Regions from separate parts of the Homo sapiens genome. Here region 2 is linked to region 1. The links are chromatin contacts, found by Hi-C in ENCODE. All regions are on one chromosome and are shown on one strand. The core of a region is the stretch at or near the end of the contact, and the rest is flanking DNA. Distances in the headings are between cores, read along the strand shown.

What was found. A loop is a pair of places that touch in the nucleus more often than their neighbours do. Pooled maps may share reads with other maps.
Region 2: a loop to region 1 is called in a map of CD4-positive, alpha-beta T cell, with 7 times the contacts of the local background. The contact joins the promoter of DANCR here to the promoter of COMMD8 in region 1. A Hi-C loop is called at or near these places in 4 of 168 maps with a recorded cell type or tissue (CD4-positive, alpha-beta T cell, CD8-positive, alpha-beta T cell and naive thymus-derived CD4-positive, alpha-beta T cell) and 8 of 50 pooled maps.

The regions. Positions count from the first base shown.
Region 1 is chr4:47,462,385-47,469,328 of GRCh38, reverse strand. COMMD8 (COMM domain containing 8) reads left to right here and starts at 5,627. Exons shown (of 5, transcript NM_017845.5): 1 at 5,627-5,743. The coding sequence starts at 5,678. It overlaps LOC107986277 (a long non-coding RNA gene), which reads right to left and starts at 5,446. Exons shown (of 3, transcript XR_001741683.3): 1 at 5,378-5,446; 2 at 1,706-1,813. RefSeq lists an enhancer at 3,939-3,988 and a silencer at 5,637-5,896.
Region 2 is chr4:52,709,542-52,716,788 of GRCh38, reverse strand. DANCR (differentiation antagonizing non-protein coding RNA) reads right to left here and starts at 4,395. Exons shown (of 5, transcript NR_145129.1): 1 at 4,262-4,395; 2 at 3,830-3,965; 3 at 3,247-3,295; 4 at 2,551-2,590. MIR4449 (microRNA 4449) reads right to left here and starts at 4,107; the gene lies at 4,042-4,107. SNORA26 (small nucleolar RNA, H/ACA box 26) reads right to left here and starts at 3,540; the gene lies at 3,419-3,540. RefSeq lists an enhancer at 3,712-3,761 and silencers at 4,012-4,581, 3,756-4,589.

The DNA of each region.
Region 1 (6,944 bases), core at 4,378-6,877:
AATTGCATGCTGCCATGAAATTGGTTTCCAGGTGATGAAATGCAGGTAGGAATGATACACATTATATCTAGGTCTGGCACGTAAAAACTCCCTCCGTGATCCTTCATATTCTTCCTCTTTCATATGCAACCAATTCCAGAATAAAGAGAATTCTGAGGTCTTAGAGAATAGAAGAGCCACCTAAATGCCTGCACCGATATGCATCAGACTGTTAGGTAAGCGCACACACACACACACACACACTCACACACACACAAAGACGAAGAAGATTATGTTAAACTTCTAAAATTCTGCAGTTTTATTTAACTAATTAACCATTAAACTAATTAACCAGCTGCCTAATACAGACATTGGAATAAGGAGTGAGAGGCTGCTGTAATATAACTAAAATATGTGGTTGCTTAGCGATTATCAGTAGGCTAGAATTCTAGGGATTCATATTATGCAGTGCCTAAGACAACTCAACAATTAGGAAAGCAAATCCCATTCCAATGGAGGCTGCAGCTGTAGAGAATGGGGTAAAAAACAGATTATCATCAGTGTAATTTGATGTTGTTGGTGATGTTTAGCAAGATACTGGAGGAAGGGGCTGAGTTCAGGTAAGACCTGGGTTTGAAAGCAAAATGAAAGTGAATCATTAGAGTCAAAATTTATTATAGCTATCTTAAAATATTTAAGATTTTTAAATAAAAATTTGACTTAAAAATGCAGAAAAACTAAAAGAAGAAAATCAAAATCATCTATAATCTCCCAAATTAAAGAAAACCATTGCTAAAATTTTGTATATTCCTGTGTCTAGGAAATTGCACACTACACATGCACACACCTACACACACAGACACCCAGCACACCATGGATCACACAGAACAAATAGATTTGAAACATAACTCTTTTCCCAATAGTTATTGTGAGCAAGTTTATATTCTATTAAATATTCTTATATAAAATCACTTTTTTGTGGCTTCATTTTATGTTATAATATCATTTATTAAGCCAATAACTTATTCCTAGTTATTTGCTATTGTAAACAATGTATAAATGAATATTCTTGGAGCCAAATTTTTTTTTTCCTATATATTTCTGGAACTGGAATTTCTTTTTTTTTTTTTGAGATGAAGTTTCGCTCTTGTTGCCCAGGCTGGAGTGCAATGGTGCAATCTTGGCTCACCGCAACCACTGCCCCCCGGGTTCAAGGGATTCTCCTGCCTCAGCCTCCCAAGTAGCTGGGATTACACACATGTGCCACCACGCCCAGCTAATTTTGTATTTTTAGTAGAGACGGGGTTTCTCCATGTTGGTCAGGCTGGTCTCGAACTCCTGACCTCAGGTGATCCGCCCACCTCAGCCTCCCAAAGTGCTGGGATTACAGGCGTGAGCCACCGCACCCGGCCTGGAACTGGAATTTCTAAGTCAAAGAGTAGGTACATGTAGAAAATTTTATAAATGCAATCAAAACCCTCTAGAAAAATTGCCAATGGCAATGTATAGGAATGCCTATTTTTAAAATGTATATTATTATTTTATAATTTTGTCTTTTAATTTTTACCATTGAGATCATAACCCAAGACTACAGGCCCGTGGATGCAAATTAGGAGTCATTTACTATAATGCTTATATTAGTTGGGATCAGACTGAGGGATATTGACATGAAGCCCGCCATAAAAAAGGCTTAAATAAGGGGGAAGTAGGGTAGTATTTCACGTACATGTCCATGTAGGTAGTCCTGAGCTAATGTGGCATCAGGCATGGGTTCAACAATGTCAGGTACCTTAATTCCATCCTTTTGCCGCTTTGTACTTGGTCCATGACCTCCCTGTCCAAAAACAGCATCATTTGAGTTCTAGAAAGCAAGATGGAAGCAGAAACAAAGAAGAAAAAGGCAAATGGTACATTTGGGTTCTCCTTAAATAAAAGGTACCGAGAAGTGCTATATAATACTTCCATTTTCGTCCTATTGGCCAGCACTTGGACACCACCCACCCCAGATGAAAGGGAGGCTGGGATATGTACATTATTTTATTTGAGCTTCAGGACAACTTTATTAAATATGTGGTAGTTTTATCCCTATATTCAGTAGAGGGAACTTAGGTATGAGAGTTTATCCAACTTGTCCAAGGTTATATGGTTAGTAAGTGGTGGAGACATAACTGGAATCCAGGTCTGTCTGACTCTAGACCCTGTACACTTAATCACCACACCATTGCACCTCAAAAAGACTTTCACCAACAAAGAAGCTATAGTCTATGGCTCTGTCTCTTGTTCAGGGCATAAAACTTCATGCTGGCTTGGATGACAGATGCTTTACTATCTCTTTTAGTCTGCATTTCACTTCCACAAGCATCTCTTTCTCTTCCACAAGCATCCAATCCACCATCAACTTCTATAGGTCTTAGTTCCAAAATATATTTTGATTCTTTCCATTTGTATCTAGTTCCTGCTACCACCATCTATCACTAAGCCCCTGGAATTCTACAGTCTGGGGGTGGAAACTAGGCCATATTAACTCTAATCTCTATATTAGTTAGAATAAGTCTGGAGTAGCCTCCAAATTGGTTCCCCTTCTTTTGCTCTTGCACTCTAAGATCTGTTTTGCATAGCATAACTATTTTCCAGTTTCCATGGTATAAGCATTTAAAAATGTAAACCACATTATGTCAATTCACTGGTCCAAATCCATGCCCACATCTCTGGTATCTTCTTTACCAAATCCATGCCCACATCTCTGGCATCTTCAAGGCCTGTCCAGCCACACAGGCCTTGGGTAATTATGCTGAATAAGGCAGGCTTTCTCTTGCCTCAGAGCCTCTGCATTCTGCTCACAACTATTTTTCCCCAGATGTTGCCTTCATGTCTTTTCAGCCTTTATGCCTTAGTATAAATGCCATTTGTTAGCTAGGTGCTTTTTGACCAATCTAAGGTATATTTCTACCATCCCTTTCTATTACATGACTGTTTTATTTTCCTGAAGATACTTCTCAGTATATTTCATCATCTTAATTGTCTATTTGTTCATTATCTAAGCACTCCTTCTCCTCTGAAACCAGAAGGTAAATTATTGTCCACTGCTTGCATTCCCAGAGTCATTAGAGCATCTAATCAATGGTAGATGTTTAATCAACAATTGTTAAAGAATGAGTGAATGAGTGAATTTCCCAAAGCATGGCGCGCAAAACTCTTTCCTCCTTCCACCTCAAAACAAAAAATCTCAAGGAAACTAACTTCAGAAAAAGAGCACCAAATTATTTCACAAATAGCAAGCTTGAATTCCAGTTTAAGCTCAGCAAGGGCACACACTGTGGTTTACCTAAGATCTTTGTACACCTCTCCCAGCTGTTAGCAATGACCTACATCACCTATACAGCACTATATAGCTGGCTAGTTGGGTTTCAGATGCAGATCACATCTCTAAGGCAGTGACAGTTCACTAGGAGGGTAACTTTCTGGAACCCACTAGACTTTGGCTAGATAACAGTAGAGCAAAGAAGTCCACATAGAAGGGAATATAATACAATTTTCTATGTGCCAGGCCAGACTTCATTGCAAGAACTTCACATATATCAACTTACAACCACCCTGTAAATCCTAGGCTGTCATTATAACCAATTATACAATTTACAGGGTTGTTGTAAGGAATGAGAAACACAGAGAAGTGAAAATAGCTTGCCCAGAGTACATAGTCATTTGCAGAGCCAGGGTTTGAACTTATGAAGTTTAGCTCCAGAGTTCATGCATTTAAAGATTGCTATAGTACAAATAAGATTTGGGAGATGGAGACCAGAATATACCTCATAGAGATGGAACTACAAGAGACAGACATATGTTTTGAAAACCTCTTGGATTACACACATAAGAACATCCTCTTACTAATCAAAGGGCAAATATTAAGCGCTGTCTCTCTTGCAAGTTGTTAACTATTTTGGAAACCATATTTGTTGCAGGCTAAATTTTGTCCCATCCAAATTCAAGAGTAAAGATCAAATTCTTCTTAGTACTCAGTGTTGCTTGAAAGATGAGTTAGGACCTAATTCTCTGTCCTCTGACTAAACCTTGGGCCCTGTTAGGTGTGTCATTTTACCTTATTTAGTCATGTTACGTGGCCTTAGGTAAGCCATATCATTTCAGTTCCTCAGCAGGGGTAGTCAAGCATGCAAACTGAGATCACCGTTTCTGGCCTCAGACCAGTGATTTTGTAACTACTATCTATGTGACCTTACAAAATATATTACTTCAAGTTCATTTCCTCATCTGTAATACCCACTGTACAAGGCTGTAGCAGGAATTAGTAAGATAAAAATATATGAAGGGTTTGACATATAGTAGATGCTTGAAAGTACTTTTCTCCCAATTATTATAATACATAAAATTTAAGTTTTTTTCTCAAAATAGACCTTACCCATCATTAGATTTACAGAAAGACTCAGGTGAAGTAGTTTTCCAGACTTCTCATTTTAACTATTACTAGGGGAGCTCCTATTCACAAAGTATCTTAAGACAATTACATTTAAGATAGGGCAATGAGTGTTGTGCATCTATCTGCATTAAGAACTAGAAAGTGGTAAATAAGTGAGGGACAGCTAAAATATCATGAAAACTCACGGGAGAAAGAAATTGACTTCACCTTTTAGAGTTGAGGCACACAGAGAAAGGACGTAGGAGGTAAACCTAGAATGCTGCTAATGAGTAGTTTTTCTCTGCGTAGCCCATAGATTGAATACTTTCTCTTCTGCTTCACCATTTTGCACCACTTTTATTATTAAATTTATAAATTAGATTGTAATTCCTGTTTCTGGTCTACTAGTTATTATTATCCGCTTTTGCAGGACATGCTCATTTTACCACCACTGAATTCTTCAGCACCTGATTAAAGTAACAGCTGTAATAAGAAATAACAGAAAGGATATTTGGACTTTGAGCTTAGTCCAACATTAATAGCATGGCTCTTGAGTCTGATTGATTTTGTTTAACTTCAGACTGGGCCTCTTACTTAGGTCAGTGATTTTTAGCGTTGCCAGATAAAATACAGGACACCAGTTAAATTTGAATTTCAGATGGACAAATAATTTTCAGTATAAATATATCCCATACAATATTTAGGGGATACTTACAACAAAATATTATTGTTTATCTGAAATTTCACATTTAACTGGACGCTTGGTATTTTCATTTGCTAAATCTGACAACCTTAGTGACTTCTCTAATCATGTTTGCTTTCTGCAAATAGGGCTGAAAATAGTACCTTCTCCCTAGGATGATCTATATACAGAACGTTGCTCATGGCAAAACCTTAATTTACCTTGCAAATCAGGATACTTTAGTAGAGACTTCTGTTAAAACTCTGGGACAATGACCATGCCCAGGCACCCAAAAAGATGGTTACCTTTATTCGACGGTTTTCTAAAGAGCACAGAGAAAGTTCAATAGAACCCTAAACAAAGGTACAAACTGCGTTGAAAGATACGTAAATGTGCCTTTAATAGCACAAGGGTATCTTAGCCACATCACTGCAAACTGCAGTCTCCCTGGTTACGGGGAAAGCGGTAGTTCGGTCTCTGCGCAAGCGCACAGGGACTTCTTGGGTCCACGCCCCTCCCCGCCGGCGAGAGTCACGTGGGCGAGTCGTAGCTTTAGACAAGCGGCCAGCCTTGACACGTGACCCAAGCCCCAGCTTCGCGCAGGGATGGAGCCGGAAGAGGGGACGCCCTTGTGGCGGCTGCAGAAGCTGCCGGCCGAGCTGGGCCCGCAGGTGAGGGCGGGTACCGGGGGAAGCGGCGCGGGGCCTGGGATTCGCGACAGCCCGGCGTGCGGATCAGGCCGGGTGCGACCCGGACGCCTTCGCAAGCTCCCTAGGGAAGGGAGGAGGAAGGGGCGTGATTTCGGGTGGTTGGTCCCCGCCTTCCCTGGGGAGCCTAGGAGGACAGCTTGGGGCGCCACCCCCAGCCTAGAGGTGCAGCTCCAGGGGCTTTGCGCGCAGAAGCGCCCACACCAGACTGGGCTTTGAAAGCTTAAGTCGGTGTTTGCTGCCTCTTAGTATACGTTTTCTTAATTCATTCAACACATAACCTCCCAAAGGCTCCCTACCTACCGGACAGCAGGTACAGAGCTAGGTGCTGGAATACAATGTGACAAAGACCGAAGCGGACCCTGCCTCCCCCCTTGAGGGTGGTTGGTAGGAAGAGAAATAACTGGGCGAGTTACTTTAGTTAGGATCGTCCCAAGAGGTGATGTACCCATTGACTTCCAGTCTGTAAAAGAACCTGGCTTGTAAGAATCTGGAAAAAGCAACCACATTCATTTGTTCAGCCAGTTTTTCATTGAAGTCTACCATAGATTGAGCGCCCCGATGGGATGAGGTAAATGGTGAGTGAGACACAGCCTGTGCCCTGGTGGAGCATCTTTTTTATAAGTCTCAATTTTGGCTTCCTGTTTCCTCTATTCCATTTATACTGGAGAAAGTGTGGAGGAGACAGAAAGGAATGAACTTACCTCCTGCCAGGGTCAAGAAAAAAAAACACCTAATTCTTTTCTTTGTTTTTGCAAGTGAGGAACCTGAAATGTCAGCAGAAATTTTGGCTAACTTGCCCAGGATTGCCCATCCAGTTAGTGGCAGAGCTGGAACTTATGCTCAGATCTGTTGATTCTGAGTGTTTTATTGGCTTTTGGCTCTCCTTGTCTTCACTCTACCCATTTAGATAAGGCCCATAACCTTTATTACCATATATGTCGATGACTTCTAAATCTTTAGGTCCAGCCAAAAATTTCTTCCTCTATGGTTCAAGAATGCCAGGTAAAAAACAAAACAAAACCCCAAAAACCCCAAACCAAAATCTCTTCCCTGAGTGTCAGGCTTCTGCCACAGGTACCTCAAATTCAGTATGCCCTTGCCTCAGCTCTTCTTTCCCCCTGGACCTACTCCTCCCGTAGCCTCATTTTCGGTTTGTGGCACC
Region 2 (7,247 bases), core at 3,146-5,645, 5.2 Mb before region 1:
ACAGGTTCGAGAGATTAGGCCTGATTATCTCGAGAGGCGGTCATTCAGACTACACTGTCTTTCCAGGTTCTGACAGGTTTTCTCTTCTGAAAAGTTGGTTGATTCATGCAATGTCTACAACAGTACTGCTAATAAAACCCTGCAGTAATGGAAATGTTTTCTGTCTGTGCTGCCCCTAGCCACATGTGGATTTTGAGCCATGGACGTGTTACAGGGCCTCTGCCCAAGTAACTCAAGGGGCAAAGGACCACCACCAGGACTCCGTGGAGTGCTTTGTGAAACCAGTGGTTATTCTTGACAACTATTTGCTAGAGCCTTCAGACTTTTAACACAGTTTTTACACCTTTCATCTTGACAGTACCTAGAAAACCTTGCCATTCTCTTGGCCCACTTCACTGGACCACTGTTCTGACAGAACTTGCTAGGGCCTTTTAAGGCTCTGGGGTTGTTTTCTGTATATTGATGTTCTATGTCTGTGCTGCCCCTAGCCACATGCAGCTATCGAATATCTGAAATGTCAAAACCAACCATATCCACTGATTTTTGTATACTTGCTCACTGATTCTCGTGATACCTAGAATAGTACTTGGCCCATAGTTAATGCTCCATTAAAAGAACATTAGAGCTATTCCAGTATTATGTAAATACTAAGTATCAGTTCCAATTTTAGTAGATGTGCTGCTGAAACACACACAGTACTAAATATCAGTATTGTCATTTTGTTCTTACATTATGACTATACGGTGTTATAAAAATGATTAAATAGTACTACCAACTAATATATCATTTGCTGAGTATTTACTACTTACCAAGTAGTCTGATGTACCACATATAACTCATTTTAATTACTTGTTAATAGAACCTAACACTAAGAGGTTTAAGATCACACACAGAGATTTGAACCTAGGCTCAACATTATGCGGCCCTTAGAAGGGGACTGTAAGCCACTTACCTACAAAAGGTCAAGCACCTGACTAGACCCTCTGTAATATGGTGGGAACTAAGGTGGACTTTACAGAATGGAGAGAAGCAGAGGCAGTTAGGTAAGTTTGCATGCGATGCGCAATGTAGTTCTGATGCTACAGGGCCATTACAGGGTGCTAAAGAAAATCAAGAACACATAGAAGGGCTGATGGTGGTCAGAGAAAAGTTAGGTTAAGAGCAGTAAAGTATAAGGCAATAGGGAGCATTCCAATTAAATTAAAACATTCAGAGCCCCGCAGGCCAGAGCACGTTGCCATTTTACCATAGTTTGAAAATAACCAACTTTCCACTACTACAGACATAAAGTCCTCCGCTCCTTAAGGGCACTTCTCTACAGCTTCACTGCTTCTCCAAACCTTTAAACACAACTATCCTCAGGGCCTTTGCACTAGTTTTCCCTCTGCCTAGAATGCTCTTCCCTCAACTATAGATAAGGCCATGGCATCTCCCTCAGCTCTTTCATGTTGAGTGAGGCCTCCCTTGCCGGCCATGTTAAGTCATCTCCCTTTCCTTACCCCCTTAGCAATTATAGCCAGCTAACACATTAGTTGAATGTATTTTTTGTACTAGTCTGTTCTCACATTGCTATAAAGAACTGAGACTGGGTAATTTATAAAGAAAAGGTTTGTCTCATGGTTCAGCAGGCTGCACAGGGAGCATGGCTGCTGAGGCTTCAGGAAACTTACAATCATGGGGTATGTCTAACAGGAAGCACATGGCCAGAGTAGGAGGAAGGGGAGGTGCCACACTTTTAATCTAAACTCTGCCATTCTTCTGCCTCTGCCTTGAGATAACATGTGCACAATTGCATAACCTTTATTTTTATTAATTTTTCTTTTCAGGCTGGAGCACGGTGACAAGATCATGGCTCAGTGCAGTCTCAACCTCTTGGGCTCAAGCAATCCTTCTGCCTCATTTTTTGTAGAGACGAGGTCTTACTATGTTGCCCAAGATAGTCTTAACTCCTGACCTCAAGTGATCCCCCTGCCTTGGCCTTCCCAAGTGCTGGGATTACAGGCATGAGCCACTGCCCCAGCCACACTACACATCTAAACAACCAGATCTCATGAGAACTCACTATCACAAGGAACAGCAAGAGGGAAATCCACCCTTTTCATCCAATCACGTCCCACCAGGCCCCTCCTCTAACATCGGGATTACAATTCAACATTATCCAAACTTGTGAGCAATTACCTAAATTTATGAGGCTAGACTTTACAATATGGAACATAAAAGTTTAGATAAAAAGGTAAGAACAATGCTATGAATTAAGAATGACTCCAAGATAAATATTAATACTTGCTACATAGACACACACAAAAAAACAGAATATGCTGACAGATACTCCTTCTGTGCCAAATTTTGTGAACCTTCTTAGGCTCAATGCAATGAAATAATATGAAGAGTTTATATTCTTAACAGCTCGACTGTGGTCCTTTCCTAGTTTGGTTGAAATAATTCTTAACTGTTACACCAGGACACCAAATCTCAAGAGACAAGTGACTTTCCAGAAGTCACATTGCCTAAAAGTTATACATGTGAAGCCTCTCATTCAGAGATACTCACAGGTGATGAAACTTGAGTTATCACTAATCCATTTCTTTACCTGTGAAATGGGAGAATAGAATCTGTAAGGTTAGCCGAGAGAAAAGACAAGAGACCCAAGGTCAGGCCAAGTAAGTTTATTAACCTGCCAGGCTTCTCCACCAGTCGGAGGTGGCAGCCCTGAGCTTACAAAATGAGGGGTTTATATGGGGGAGAGAGACCCTGGGGTTGTTAGTCAATTAACTTTACCACATATAATCTCATGACCGGCTTACAATATATTATCTTGTGAAAATAGGAATTTACAAGGGGGTGTAATCCACGTTTCTCATGACCTCCCCCGTGCCACCCAGAGGGCTTCGGTGTAGCAAGTCTGGTGACCTTGCTATAGCGCCTAGATAACGGTTCAGGAATGCAGCTGCAGAGTATTCAGGGTAAGGGTCAGCTGCATTGAGTTAGCGGGGGCGGAGTGGTCCTGGGGCAGCCTGTCCCTAACAGAATCCACCTCCGAGTTGTGACAATTAAATGAAAAGGTTGAAAAGGTGAACATGAAGCACCTGCTACACTGCCCTGTTGCCACCAGCATTGTCACTGCTCTAGCTCCTGTGGCACTGCACGGACACGTGGTTGCTACAAGTTAGTACGCATATTTGGCCTTATTAGAGGCACTTTCCTATTGTAACTGAAGGGATAGTTGGCTTAAGTCAATTGAAATACCAGCAACAGGACATTCCAGCTTCAATGGCTTGTGCCTGTAGTTGTCAACCTATAGAAAGAAAAGTTTTAAAATGACGTTTTAACCAAAGAAAACTGAAATGTATTGCTTGTTCTATAAACTGTAAAGAAAATCACAAAGGCGCTCAAGTTGTAACGAAACTTTTTCTGGTTCAGTTGTGACTCCAGACAGGATCCAAAGAGGAGCTTTCCAGTCTCTTCTCTGGGTTTTATGGAGACTTACTTTACCCTTCTGTGTTAGCCTCTTAAAGCACTGGGTCAACCTTAAAAGGGCACAGGAAAGGGTGCTTTGTGATTTTTTTTCTTTGATTTTTACAGGGTTCACTACTATTTTCCGCGTTGCTCTCAATACCTCGTGGATCTCTGCTTCTCTAAGTCTGAAACCACACTAGAAACACAGCTGTTTTGTTTGGTGAGCCCCTACATGGATGTTTCCTTCCAGTTAAGGGGAGCCGGATTCGGACCTTGGCGACAAACAGACGCCGGGGAACCCTCCGGTCCCACTGGCCACGTGCTCCAGGCTGACTCATTCCTTCCCCCACCCCGCTCAAGGCTAGGAACATACCTGCGCTAAGAACTGAGGCAGCTGCACTTCCGCAGACGTAAGAGACGAACTCCTGGAGCTCAAGGTCGGCTGGGGTTGGGTTCCTGTCCCGCACGCGTGGCCCGCCCGAAACCCGCTACATAGTGGCGCGTCAGCCCTGGGGAAGCAAAGCGCAAAATTGTTACGGTGCCCAGACCTGCGCCGGGAACCTCCGGCTGTTCCGCTGGGCGCGGCGCCTGTGCCTCGCGCAGCCCCGGGACGGGCACCGCCGCCCGCCCCCCGGGCCGCCGAGGGCTGCTCTACCCCTCCGTTCTGGCCGCCGGGAGCAGAGGAGCTCGAGGCGGGCAAAGCTCGTGGGGACACCGGGCGAGCCCAGCCCCTGATCGGACCCACGGGCCGGCCGGGCGCCCTCCCCGCGGGAGACCGAAAGCCGAAGACTGGAGATGCACTCACCGCGCAACTCCAGCTGACAAAGAGGCCTGCGACCTGCGACGGGCGCACAAACCAGAGAGGCGGCGCGGGGCGGGGAGGGAAGCAGGAGGGTCGCGAGGCCCGCAGCCAATCCCGGGAAGACTCTGGGCAAGGGCGGGGCGCGCAGCCGATCCCCTGGAGAGGTCGGGTAGCTCAGCCAATCCCGGGAAGATCCTGAGCGGGGCGGGGTGGAGGGCCGCGGCACGCACAGCCAATCCCGGATGGGGCGGGACGGGCCCGGCCATTGGCTGTCGGTGTCCGGGGCCGGCCTAGGTGTGGCTCATGCAGTAGCACGGGGATAAGCCATGTCTGCGCGCGGAGCATCCTTCTCTGAATTAGATTTTTCAGGCTACCTACCAATCCCCGGCGTTGGTGATTTTGGTGCTCTTGGGCCCTAGACCCTTCCTCGGGTGCCCTTCTGGAGAGGGCATCGAGGTTACTCCAGGGTTGGCCTAAGGCCCTGGGATTCCCTTTCTTAAAGCCACACTAATCCGGTGTGTGTTCATCATCTGTGTCCGCCTAAACCGTAAGCTTAAAGAGAAGCCACGACCATGTCTTGTTCAACAAGCTCACTCCCGTGGCCTCTCCTAAAGCTAGAAGGACTACCTCCTTTCCTCATGCTCCCTCTTTATTCATTTACAGAGTCCAATAAGTAGACCATAATCAGCTGGAGGGTAGGAGTTGGGGAGGTTGAGAAGGCAACCATAGCAATCTCAAGGTAACAGGCTCAAACTTGGCAAACAAATAAGTAGAAGAAAATTGGAGTATATGCTAAAAGGAGAACTTCTATTGCTGTTTCACGTACTTACCATCTGCTAACAAATCTAATCCTCAAAATATATTTAATCATCTCCAAATTATAGATGGGGAAATAATTATGTTATGTAACTTGCCCAAAGTCACAGAGCAGCTAGCCAGTGGTAGATCCAGGATTTGAACTCAAGCAGCCTGAAGGCAGAGCCCCTCAAACAACATGCTACCTAGCCTTTCCCCAGGTGTTGGGGGTGGAGCAGGAAGGGAAACCAAAAAATAGCCTACACTTGGTTAACAGATCAAGACAGGCAGCTCTGGTGGGGTGTGGCTTTGTAAACAGAAAGAACAACTCGTCCAGAGCCCCAAGATAAAACAGGAAAGGGCTTTACCTGTTTAAGGACTCCCAGAAATGGAACTTAAGGAGCAGAGTGGCCTGAGATGAGAATGGCTTGGGGCCAGACCATGCAGGAAACCCTGGAAGAGTTTTTTTGTTTTGTTTTGTTTTTGAGATGGAGTCTCGCTCTGTTGCCCAGACTGGAGTATAGTGGCACGATCTTGGCTCACTGCAGCCTCCACCTCCCAAGTTCAAACTATTCTCGTCTCGGCCTCCCGGGTAGTTGGGATTACAGGCATGCACCACCATGCCTGGTTAATTTTTGTATTTGTGAAAGAGTTTATACTTTGTGCTAAGAATGATGGAAAGCTGTTCAAGTGTTTTGTTTGTTTGTTGTGTGTGTGTGTGTGTGTTTTAACAGGGGAATGATAGGATCTGATGTAGGGTGTGGTTTCGGGTGTGATTAAGGTGGTTTTGGTGGGAAGAAGAAGTTGAGTAAAATTTACCAATAAACCCTAGCACCTAGTCATCATCTTGCAGATATTCATAGGATCTTGTTGAAATTGGAGAGTGAATACCAGTTTGTTGTCCCTTCACCTTTCTCAAGAGTCTTCCAAACATATCTCTAGTTGGAATCTGTTCTTTTTATAGTCCCTTTGGATAGCTGAGAGATATTACCTTTCCTTTAACTATGGCAATGCATGTGGTCAGGCAACATGGGAAAATATAGGAAAAGAGAAGTAAATCTCCTTAGTAAAGAGACTAATGCAGGAATTCAGCAGCAACCTAGCAGGGGCTGGGGGTAGTTGTGCAGAATGTCTTCCCTCCTCCCCAAATCAGGGGATAAAAATGGGAAGGAATTATGAAAGAATTATATTTGTGTTTGATTTAAGAGAAATTCACCTTAATCTGAAGGCTTCACATTTCTGGCCAAATACCTCAATTCAATGAACTTACAAACAGTTCATTCGAAATAGTAAAACTGTTCACTGGGCTTAGAGGAGAAATGTCTATTAAATACAGAGACAATAGAACAAAATAAACTGATTTATAATTGCTTTTGAGTTAGGTTCAAGATAATATATATTTGGTACTAAAAATCCTTATAATGCAGTTTAAAGAGAATTGTTTCAATTGGGTTTATTATTAGGCCTAATTTTTTTAGAGAAATTAGTATGTCTAATCAATCCTTCTTTCTTTCTTTTCTTTCTTTCTTTTCTTTCCCTCCCTCCCTCCCTTCCTTCCTTTTCTTTTCTCTCTCTCTCTCTTTCTTGCTCTCTCTCTCGTCTCTCTCCCTCTCCCTTTCTTTTCCCTTTGACAGGGTCTTACTCTATCACTCAGGCTAGAGTGCAGTGGCACAATCATAGCTCACGGGTCAGGCTCCAACTCCTAGGCTTAAGTGATCCTCCCACCTCAGCCTCCCAAAGCATTGGCATTACAGATGTGAGCCACCACGACTGGCCAATCTGTCCAATTTGAGGGAGTTCAGTCTCTCCAAATTTAATCTGTCGGAAGTTGAATAAAGGGACCTAGAAGAATACCCACCAGCCCTCCAGATATTCTCAGCTGGATTTCCCAGAGACACCACAAAATCACTCTTTTGGCCCAGAATTTATTCTCTTCTTCCACCCCTCCACTTCCTTTTTGTGTCCTCTGTCTTGAAGAATAACAATTCCTTAGCCCAGCTGTCCAGGACTTAGCGCAAATGCTTTCCTTTCTCAGTCTCCTCCTCCATTTCTCAGCCTCCTACTTCCTCATCTTCTTCCATGCGGGCAGTTCTTCCTATTGACCACCATGACTCTGCCTCTTCTTTCCAGCCCTTGCTTGTACTTTAGTTCTAGCTCCATCATTTACTTTCAGCATCATCCACTGCAGTAGCCT